3 separate regions of the Mus musculus genome follow, and all the other regions are linked to region 2. The links are chromatin contacts, found by Hi-C or POLR2A ChIA-PET in ENCODE. All regions are on one chromosome and are shown on one strand. Each heading gives the region's core, a stretch centred on a gene start or an enhancer-like site at or near the end of the contact. The rest is flanking DNA. Distances are from core to core; before and after follow the strand shown.

Region 1 (3,770 bases), core at 1,001-3,500, 130 kb after region 2:
CAGCAATGGCACCATTAGGCAAGTCCAGAGTTCTTCCTCACAAACACAATCCTACAGACACAGCCCAAGGCGATTCCTAAAGAGAGGCTGCAGAAGGGCTTGTCTGGTTTGCTCCTGAACTCACTGATCACATAGATAGTAAGTATCTCCACCTTCTCTGAGAAAGGAGACTGTGGGAAAGCCAGGCGGGAAGTCTTAGCCTCAACAAATTGATTTCAGAAGAAAAGCGTGAGGCTGGGAAACCAAGGTTCTTCTCAGACATGGAAGTTGCTGAGTTCCCATGAGGCTTCACTCCTCCAGGACAGGAGTCACATCTCCACCACCTTGAGATGAACCCCAAGACGTGGAAAAGTGGTGGCAAATCAATGTATGGGTAACTGACTGGTGACATGTAAGGAGTGTGCCTGACATTTTCCCCACTGGGTCACTTCTGAAGGAGGAGAAGTTGCTGTGGTTTGACCCCTCACACTGCTAGCCCTTGCCTAACCCCACAGTTTGGTGGTGTGAAAGGCCAGGCCGATGACCCAATGCTTCCTTGGGGAGAGGCTAGCATTCTCTGTCTGCCCACCAGGTCCTATGCTAGGCAAGGCACTTACTCTTGCTGAGTTCCTGGCTAGCCCATTGCCCTGGGGGTTCATGGGTTACTCTGAATCCCACAGTTGGGGGTATTCTTGTGTTTCTAAAGTTAGTGACTGAATGTTTCTTATGGTATCCAATGAGATGTTCCTTCAGCAAGTTAGATGAAGATAGGGGTTAAGGGCTGAGCTTGGTGGTATATGCCTTTAAATCCCACCATGTGGAAGGCAATGGCAGGTAGATCTTTGTGAGTTTGAGGTCAGTCTGGTTTACATATCAAGTTCCAGGATGGGAAGAAATACATAGAGGGACCTTGTCTCAAAATGATAATAATAATAATAATAATAATAATAATAATAATAATAATAATAACAGATACAGGGTTATTGTCTCTGCCATAAGGTGCTTCAGAATAAAGAGAGTAGTGAACACAGCATCCCTTACACATGCACATAGGCTGGATAAAGAATTCCTAGGCTTTTGGATTACAGTGATCTTTAATATTAAACCAAGTATGAGGCTATGGAGATGGCTCAGTAGCTAAGAACCTTGTTGCTCTTGCAGCAGCCTAGGTTGGGGTCCCAGTACCTACATAGTTGTTCACCACTATCCATACCTCCAGTTCCATGGGATCTGACATCCCTTTGTGATCTCTGTGTGCACCAAGCATACATATAGTGCACATACGAACATGTAGGGAAAACACAGACACGTGTAAGGCCAAAATAAATTTTAAAAATTATATCAAGCACCATCAAAGGATGAACAGATGAACAAGAGTTGGTAGATCTATGTACTGGAACAGAACTCAGCCTTTAAAAGGAAGAAAATTTAGATACAAGTACAACGTGGATGAGCCATGAGGGCATTGTGCTAAGTAAAACAAGGCAGCTCTCAAAGGGTAAGTGCTGCTAATTCATCTTGTAGGAAATTTAGGGTAATCCAGGCTATGCAAACAAAGCAGTGGTTGATGTGGGTAAGGAGAAGGCCATAGAGTTATTGTTTAATGGCTACAGAGCTTCAGTTTGGAGTGACAAAGTTCTGGAGAGGAATGGGGTTGAGGGCTGAACAACAAATGAATGTGGTTAAAAATCATCGAACTGCTGATTTCAAAATGACAGACACAGTCAAATCCACCAAACAACCCACACAATGGTCATGCCTGCCATGGGCTTGGTTCTGTTCATTGGCTCCAAAATCTGTTAAAAGCATTGAGACATCCAAAGTAATGGTATTCCTAACCTCAGAAAAGTGAGGTAGGTAGGGTCTCCAGGTGTAGGGTCTCCAGGCATAGGACAATCTTTTGGTTGGCAGAGTTTTAGCTTCATAAAGAAAAGGAATCTCTAGATTCATGGCTTGCATTTGAATCCCATACCATATTTGTGTGGTCACCTTCTGCAAGGCCCTGGGTAGGTTGGTGACCCCTTGATGGGCAGACAGCAGAAGGTAGGGGAGCTTGGGCCAAGCCTCACCCACAGTGTTTGTTCAGAGATGTAGCTAGCTACTGGGAAGTAGGTCTCTACCAGAGCAGCACGTACGTGCTAGTCACCATGATTACTAGATGTGTCTATTCCATCATTTTAAAACTTTTGCCATCAGGGTGCCAAGTCCCTGGGGTGGCCCTGTCTATTCCTCCTGCACTGCAGAGGCAGCTGAGCAGGGCCTGCTGTGCTTGGAGAAACTGCATTTGTAAAGTGCCTTTTCGGGACTTGGCATGGGGCACATGCTCAATACAGGGAAGTTATTTTTATCTGGGCTGTCTAGAAAAAGCACAAGATTCAGAGTCCTTGGAGTTTGGATCAAATCTCTGTTTACTAGGGTTTTGACCTTCAGTGATTTCCTTTATTTCTCATAGTCCCAGTTTTTTTTTTTTTTAAAATAGGGTCAACAAAATGTCTCATGGTATTTTGTGTCTACTCAAAGAAATATAAGTTTTCTACTTTCCCCTTCCCTTCCTTCCTTCTTCCTTTTCTCCTTCCATTTTTCTCTACTGTCCTCCAATTTTTCTTCCCTCTCCCATTTGCCTGTCCCCTGTCCATCTTTTCCTCCTCCTCCTCCTCCTCTCATGACTTCTAGGACAGTGCCATGTGACAGCCTCCTGGTCTGTAGGTGAGCCCTGTAGGTGAGGCAGCCTCCTCAGCCCAACCAGGAGACCCTTCTTCAATGGCAAAGTGAGACAGCTCTTTGAAAAAGTCCAAGTTATCTTCATGAAGGCTTATTTGAGCTCACTCTTGACCCCAGGATCATGAAAGGCCCTGTGAAGAAGTCACAGGAAGTGGGAGCCTCGGGGGCTGGCAGCGTTTCTGTGGGAACAGCTGTTGGCATAGAGATGGGTCTGTGAATTTGCCACCGGCACCTTTGAGGAGGCAAGGGCTATCTTCATTCCTAATTCTATCCTTGGTTTTATTTGGAATTTCACACGTGATCACTTTAGAACCTAGGTGGCGTGTCTTTCATTTTCTTTCACAGGTGTGACTGACTGCTCAGGGTGTGAGCCAGGGGACATTGGTTCCCCTTCTTGGAGTTAAGCTGGCATGTACTGTTGGGGTTCTTGGAGATTCCCAAGGCCTCTGGAAATGTATCTGGGTCGGCTCACAAAGACAGGATGCTAAACTAAGTAGTAAATGATCTATCTCCTCAGGGGAGACTCTCCCTTAGGGGAAGGGGCAGGGGCAGGGGCAATTGGAAGAACCCACTGAAACCTTCACACCTTCACTTTGTCCCTGCCCAGTCTTGGTCTTCACTCAGGACCTAGAAGACATTTCATCAGTGTTATCTGATCAGGGTCACTCCTCCAGGCCAGACCCGTGTCTCTTCCTGGTTGTTCAGACAGGGCTAGGGCTCCTCTTTCTGGGTTCTGGGGATGAGCTGTAACATTGCAGCATCTAAGGTATTGTATTGTAATTATCCGTGGGCTCCAGACAAAGGCCTGGAGGGCAGAGGCGGCTCCTTAAGCCCTTTCTGTAACTTCTGCACTATAGGAACTCTGCATATATGGCGAATAAGAATCAACACCCAGCTTGTCTGGTGCTGCACTGATGAGGGAGGTCCCAAGGAATGAGGGGCTGGCTGAGTATCAGGGGCCACTGGATGTCAAGCTCCAGAGATTCAGTCTGCTTGGCAAAGAACCCCATTCTCCATTTCCCAGAGATTGTTCTCGTAATGCGCTGGCAGTGCGCCCAATCCAGGCTCTG
Region 2 (3,552 bases), core at 66-2,565:
GGACCAAACAAAACCCAGCAACACAAAATGTGACTGCAAGCTGTTTCCAGGGAGCAAGGTCAGCCAGTTTCAAGAGCACACAACTCAAACTATATGAAAGTATACATGCGACCTTGTCCGCGTGCAGATGGTATCCCTGGCAGTGAATAGAATGACCCGTACCCCAGTATCCAATACTCCTGGCCGCACTGGCGCCCTAGACCCTCGGGCGCGCATTGCAGGCGGGAGGGGACAGGAATCTGGCGCCAGCCACGTGGGCCCCTTCCGCCAGTTCCCCACATCCTTTGTTTCCCACCGGCCGGAGCTCAGGAAGCTCTTTCGGCGAGTCACCGCGAAGGGGCGGCCCAGGAGCTTGGAGAGGCTATTTCCGTGCAATCCGGGCGGGCGGCAGGCGCGGGAGGGGCGTGGAGGTGGAGGCAGAGCAGAAGGCCCAGTGTTTGCTTTTATTTCATCCAACAGAAGGTTCTATTTGTGGAAGCGAACAGACGCTGGGGATTAGAGTTGGGAGGGGGCAGGAAAAGAGGGGAAGAAAAAAAAAGCCACATTCACTACCACGCACAGGTCTTCCCCGGAACTACCGCGTGGGGGTGAATGACTGATAATGGAATTCATCACCTTTCCTCTCGCCCCTTCCTCCGGCTGCAGCCGCGACTCGACGGCGCCCACAGCTCCACCGGGAGCTCCCCAAAGTGCAGAACGGCGGGGAGGGGGGGACCCACTAGGATAAAGGCGTGACCACTGGGTCTCAGCCAGCTGCCGGTGCGCAGCCAGGAGGTGCGCGCGCGGCCGCCGGGAGCTCGGTGCTCCATTGTGTTGTGTGAATGATGCGCGCGCACCAATCAGCGGTCGTTTCGCCCCTGCTGCCCCGCCCCTCCCGCCCACTTCCCCGGGAACCTGACGTCACGGGAGCTTTGCCTCCGCCCCCTCCCTGGGCTACGGGCCCGCGGGCCTGCGGTGGGGCGCGCGCAGCCTGCTGCCCAGCCCAACCCGGGGGGCGTGTGCGCGCGCCCAAGGCGTCCCAGGACGTTCCCACCTGCGCCTCGGCGCGCGCGGTCAGGAGCATCCCCAGGCCTCCAGCCACCCCTTACAGTTCCAGCCTCCAACTCCACCTCCCCTCCCCCCTAGTCTCCTCCCTCCGCTCCGGTGACTGCAAGCCGGGCGACGGGGCCGGAGTCGTCGCAGCCACCTCATTGCACAACCCGGCTTCCCAACTGTTTACACAGCCCGGGCTGTGAGTGTGTGTGTGTATACAGCGTGAGTCACCGGGAGGCGGAGGAGGTGGAGGAAAAGGAGAAGGAGTGCACTGGCCGGGATCAGTGCGGCACACACACTCATAGTCGGTCACTCTCTCTCTCTCTCCTGGAGCGCGTCTCGCTCGCTCACACGCCTGGAGCCCAGGAGCGCGCAGGATTCCGAGCGGCGCGGAAAAGTTGTACCGGCTTTTACGCCAGACTAATTGCTTTGGGAAGTGCGTTTGCTCGGAGAAGCCGAGGAGCCTGTGGAATCCTGTCCTCGAGGCTCAACACCCGGGAACTCGGGCCGTCTCCACGTCCCGGACTATCCACAGCCTCGGCAACAATAGCGGCGGCCACCGCCAACGAGGCGCCCAGACCTGGTGCCTGTGGGGGTCTGGAGACCTTAGCCGGCCTCCCACCCTTGGACGCGTGGCCAACGTGGTTCTGGTGGACAACGCCAGCGTCCTGGAACGGCTCCTCTTGGGGACCGATCCAAGCTCTATCTGCAAACTCCATCCCGCCGACTGGAAGAAGTCACAGCGCAGATCCAGGGATTTACAAAGCCGGGGCCGCTCCGGCCAGGGCCGCGATGCGGGTCGGTCCCGTGCGTTTTGCCCTGAGCGGCGCCTCGCAGCCCCGCGGTCCGGGTCTACTGTTTCCGGCTGCCCGGGGAACCCCGGCCAAACGCCTGCTGGACACGGACGACGCGGGGGCAGTGGCGGCCAAGTGTCCGCGCCTCTCTGAGTGCTCGAGTCCCCCCGACTACCTCAGTCCCCCTGGCTCGCCCTGCAGCCCTCAGCCTCCGCCCTCCACGCAGGGGACCGGCGGCAGCTGTGTGAGCTCACCCGGGCCCAGCCGAATCGCCGACTACCTGCTGCTACCCCTAGCTGAGCGCGAGCATGTGTCCCGGGCACTGTGCATCCACACCGGCCGCGAGCTGCGCTGCAAGGTAAGCATCCTGGGGCGGAGGTTGCGGGTCTGGATCGTCCACAGAAGTGCCTAGGTTCCGGCCCACCGGGATCACAGTCCCGCCAGCGCTTGGGTTTGGCAGAGCAGATAAGGGCGTTTAGTTGGATAAGGAGGGTATTTTGGTCAGCTTCGTGTTTTTGGAGGTTGAGTGCTTTCCTGTGGAGTGTTTTTTGGTGAGGGTTAGGCGGTCTAGAGGAAGTGCAGGGTTCAGTTCTTTTATCTCTGTTCTTTTCTTTGGCGCTCTGTATTGCTAGCGCGTGGCGTTCCATTTAAGTTTGGAATTGCAATGGGTTCCAGGGCCATGCCATTGCCCTGCTCTCATCCCCCTCCTCCCCCTGTCCTGGAAGGACGCCCTGCAGTGTGTGCCTCCTCGGGACTTGGAGCAACTGGCAAGCTCTTTGCGCGAGGCTCGCGGCATGGGTTCTGTATAGACCAAGTCGGGCTTCTTTTTACCTAGGGGTTTCTGGGCTTGAACTCCTGTTGGGACCAGCATACAGCCCACCCCAGGAAGTGTTGGGATGGGGTGGTCTTAAGCGTGGGAAGGCTTCTGGCCAGCATCGGAGTATTGGAAAACTTCCAGAGGCTCGCTTCCACTTGCTTTAGTTTGAGCCGGCGATTTTCATTGCAACATTAACAGGAGTACAACTAGATACAGGATGGCCGGTCTGGGAGAGCGCGTAGCCCAGGACTGCTTCGCAGTGTGCTCTTCGTGAGCCGGACACCCCATCTCTGGGCCATTGAGAGCCCCACTGACTCCTTTCATTCTCCTGCAGTTAAAAGTGGCATCTGGGTTTCCAACAACTCACCTGAAAGCCCCCCTCCGCCCCCCCCCCCCCCCAACGTGAGCGCCCCACCTCTCCGTTTGCTGCTGCCACCTACTGTCCACTCTCGTGAAATCTCTGATGCGTGGTCAAGCACAGAGAGAAACTCTTTCTTCTTGGTGGATGAGAACAGTTTTGGGAGAGAAACGGATGGGGCGGGAGGAGAAGGCAGCAGATATATATTTTTTTCCCAAGTTGGTACTAGAGCAGCCACCTCAGAGGTGGGGTTGGTCTGGGTCATTGTGCAACCCCTTCCAGTTCCTCTGAGCAGATAATAGCCGAATCCAGATGGTGACAGCCCGTGTGTCACCATTTCCAGTTGCGTCTAGGATATGAGTAACCGGGCTGAACAAAAGGCCCTTAAAGAGACCAGCCAGCTTCTTAGAGGATTTGCTACCCGTTCTGGGGAGGGGGGCCAACCAGGGTGGATGGGGGTCGAGGAAACAAACAGGAAAAAAGAGAAGACCTATAGAGGTGCCTATCCTCTCCTGTAAGAAGGTAACTACAGGCTGCTTCCACCTGAGTCT
Region 3 (3,472 bases), core at 477-2,976, 80 kb after region 2:
AGTCGTTAAGTTCCCAAGGTGTGGAATGGTGGCACACGTGTGTAGGGTGGGTCTTTCTACGTCACTTAACCCACTCTAGAAAGTCTTGTACAGTTCTGCCCAGGAGTCTTGTCTGCTAAGTGATTTTAGATCCCACCAAGCTGGGAACTCAGAAGGGCCACCCATGCAGAAGAGAGTCCGACAAAGGTACCTGAGAACCTGATGCTACAGCAGAGTGTCATGAACCTGGCGTTAAGGCAGAGAGGATGGTACGAAGGCCTTGAGGTGGAAGAGAGCTCAGAGGTGGAGCAAAGTGGGTAGAATTGTAGAGAGGGAGAGGGAGAAAGGCGGGGGGGGGGCAGGAGGCTGACTTAGTTAGAGGTAATGTGAGGTAATCATTTCAACTTTGCAGGCCACGGTCATGGTCAGGCTTAACCTGGCCCCTAGTTATTTTGTGACCTAGGTGTGTGTCCTTTCTTTCTGGGTTCACTTTTTATTGTAGGCAAAAGGGTTGTTTGGACAATTCACTCTCAAGCCTCTCTGTCTGTTGTAAAACAAATCGACAACCAAGACCCACCAGCGCAAACAGCGGCATAGAGACTCTAAGAAGCACAGACGCTAGTGTGCACGCGCACATGCGTGTGTACGTGTGTGTGTACGTGTGTGTGTGTGTGTGTGTGTGTGTGTGTGTGTGTGTGTCTGTGTCTGTGTCTGTGTCTGTGTCTGTGTCCGTGAAGCTCCCACAGAGAGGATCACACCAGATGGGGGCCATCTCTGTAGGCTTCTGCCTGGGCTCACAGATCAGCTTTAGGGTCCACCCGCACAGCACACCACATTTCCATTTGCACAGCAAGGCTGCATCCTTGTCATTTTCTCTCATCCCAGAGTGCCTGGGGCCAGAGGGGACAGGGCAGGGCCCCCGTGTGCCGGAAACTTTTGTTGACCGTGCACATTTCGCTCTACAGGATCAGCACAGCTGCTGTCTTGCCTCATCTCATCTCTGACCCTGAGGGGTGGCCTTCACCCAGTTTGCTAATGTGCTCAGTTCCTCTTTGGGGCATATGCTTGTCCCTCCAAGTTCTCGTGGCTGCGTGGAAGTGGACCTAGGCCCAGAGGGTGACTAAGAGGGGAAGCCCCTGTACTGTGTGGCTCCCAGAGGCTCCTGGTTGTGTAAGGGCCTTTTTTTTTTTTTTTTTGAGGAGGTTGCAGGCAACAGGATGAATCATAGCAAACACACGTGGCTCTAGCAGGGGACAGTCCTTCCTTATGCTGCTGTGGAAAGCAAAGTTTCTTAAAATGAATCAGCAGTGCCTGTACCCCAGGCTGTGGGAGGAGAATGAGGGTTCGAGTTACAGATTTCCAGAGTATTTGGGTGTGGTCCCCAAGGTCTGACAGTTGAGACTGCAGGGACCTAGGTCTCTGGGTCTTTCAGAGATGGAAGGACCTGCATCGCTCACTTGAGTTTTGGCTGGAGACCTGTTACTTAATGTGCAAAAGCTACTTGTCAGGACTGAAGGAGAGATGGGGTGCATTTTCAAGTGAAGAGACATAGGCTCTGAACCTGCAAGTCCCAGAGGGTCTCCTCATCTGGATAACCCAAGAGAGATATTTCTGGCAGCTATTCAGTAGAAAAGAACTCTTCATGCTTTCCCAAGTAGCAAGGCAGAGAGGAAAGTGGCTAGGAACTACCAAGCTTTGAAGTTAGCGTGAAGTTCACATCCCGTATGGTGTTTTGGAGTGAGTCTGCAGACAGCTGAGCCCTGCTTTCTCTTCTGTAAAATCAGGAAACCGTATCTGCCAGCTGAGCACACTGTGAAGAACACAAGCGGAAGACAGGCACCATGGCAGACTTCCGTAATTCCAGCTCTCAGGGTGAGGCGGGGGTGGGGGTGGGGGACGGTGCGAATGGAGATTGTCACAAGAGTGAGGAAGACCCACAAGGCCCCCAGTAGAGGGCTTTATAGAACTCCTCAGTAGACACTAAGAGACCAGGGTGGATAGCCAGGCATTTTGGCTCATTAGCTGTGTGTTTGTAGGTTTGTCTTTTAGTTGATGTGCGCCTGAGTTTCTTCATGACTTCTTAATAGACTTGATGGATGGGATGATCGTTGCAAAACTGAAAGTGGTTCAGAAGCCTGGGACATTCTGAATGCTGACCAGTTAACAGCAAACCCCGCCTCTTCCCACCTTTCTGAAGTCTATTGGGCCTACATTGATATCATCATATTACATCCTAATGATACCAGGCCCTTTCCTTGATCCTTTGGGGGCCCCAGCTCCTAGCCCAATTCACTCCAGCTCTTTAGAAGATAGAAACAAGTGTAACCTACTGCTATCTAACAAAGGTTATCACAGTGTCCGTCATCTTACCAGAGCTCCGGGCGGGACGGGGTGGGGAAGACAGATGAAGTGATCATTATCAGTTTTATCTTTCAAAAGATAAAATGGGCTTCAGAGAGGTGGAAAGAGTCAGGATTTGCTGTGGTCAGCTGGAAAAAGGCACTGGGTCGATCCGTCTTGGAGGAAAAGGAAGTTCTTAGGTATCTGCTGCTCGTTTCCCTTCAGAGATAAAACAACTTCAGAGTGACCAATCTTTATGCTACAAAAGATGTTGGATGCAGCCCACAGTTAGTCCAAACTCATGGTGCATAAAGACCCAGAGATGAGAGTTCTATTCACAGGTTTTGTCAGGGCAATACACTTAAATTTTGGGATTCCCTTCCCTTCCCTTCCCTTCCCTTCCCTTCCCTTCCCTTCCCTTCCCTTCCCTTCCCTTCCCTTCGCAGTTGTGCTCAAGGGCACTGTGGGAGGGGGTTCATGGACAGGGTAGGATCATTTTAGGATAACTCTGTACATTTTTTGGCCCACCTTTCAATGATAGGTAAGGCCAGTGTTCCCTTCCTTTGAATCCGAGCTGGTCTCTGTGAGTCAGATTCATAGAAGACAGCAGAGGCTTGGCTCTTTGAGGCCCTAGTCTCTCAAAAGCCCACAGAACTCCTACATGGTTTTCTTCTATCACTCCGAAATGCAGGTAAGAGGGCTGACAGCCTCAAGACAGCCATACTGTAGAGGTTTCTCTGACCGCCTCACCAGAGGCAGCCTTAGCTGCCAGCATCCCGGACTGAGATTGGATGTATCCGGGAAGCCCAGTCATTCATCGGCATTCAGATGGATACAGTCCATCTTCATGAGGCATGCCCCTCCCTAGAGCAAGGACTTTTAGCTCTGAATTCTTGGCCCACAAAACCAGTAACAAAATAAAGGGGGGAGGTTGTTTGTACCACGGAGTGTTGAAGTCATCCTCTTCACAGTAGTAGTAGTAAGAACACTTCAAACTCAGTTAGGTTTTTGTGGACTCTGTTTCTGGACCAAACATTCAGAAAAAATTAACAAGAGCAGTGGGTAATGGGCCACCCTGGGGCAATCAGAAGGGTGAGAGGGAAGAAAAGGAGCTCACAGAGCAGAGGACTTACAGTACTGGAAATCAGGTTGC

What was found. Hi-C counts contacts between places; a loop is a spot of excess contacts on that map. ChIA-PET counts read pairs that join two places held with the same protein, here RNA polymerase II (POLR2A).
Region 1: POLR2A ChIA-PET joins it to region 2 with 22 read pairs in Patski. The contact joins the enhancer-like site here to the promoter of Trib1 in region 2. A Hi-C loop is called at or near these places in 1 of 37 maps with a recorded cell type or tissue (heart). POLR2A ChIA-PET finds 5 or more read pairs at or near these places in 2 of 5 experiments (Patski and embryonic stem cell).
Region 3: a loop to region 2 is called in a map of left cerebral cortex, with 5 times the contacts of the local background. The contact joins the enhancer-like site here to the promoter of Trib1 in region 2. A Hi-C loop is called at or near these places in 3 of 37 maps with a recorded cell type or tissue (T-helper 1 cell, T-helper 2 cell and left cerebral cortex). POLR2A ChIA-PET finds 5 or more read pairs at or near these places in 2 of 5 experiments (Patski and embryonic stem cell).

What each region holds. Positions count from the first base shown.
Region 1 is chr15:59,773,742-59,777,511 of GRCm38, forward strand. No RefSeq gene overlaps it. Among named protein-coding and RNA genes, the nearest start is that of Gm19510, 19 kb to the right of the region's middle. Within about 2 kb of position 2,251, at least 1 of the 3 ENCODE cell types and tissues checked has a DNase peak (open chromatin) inside an H3K27ac peak, as active enhancers do.
Region 2 is chr15:59,647,339-59,650,890 of GRCm38, forward strand. It overlaps Trib1 (tribbles pseudokinase 1), which reads left to right and starts at 1,316. Exons shown (of 3, transcript NM_144549.4): 1 at 1,316-2,184. The coding sequence starts at 1,825.
Region 3 is chr15:59,727,262-59,730,733 of GRCm38, forward strand. No RefSeq gene overlaps it. Among named protein-coding and RNA genes, the nearest start is that of Gm19510, 66 kb to the right of the region's middle. Within about 2 kb of position 1,727, at least 2 of the 3 ENCODE cell types and tissues checked have a DNase peak (open chromatin) inside an H3K27ac peak, as active enhancers do; they include left cerebral cortex, where a contact is called at or near this core.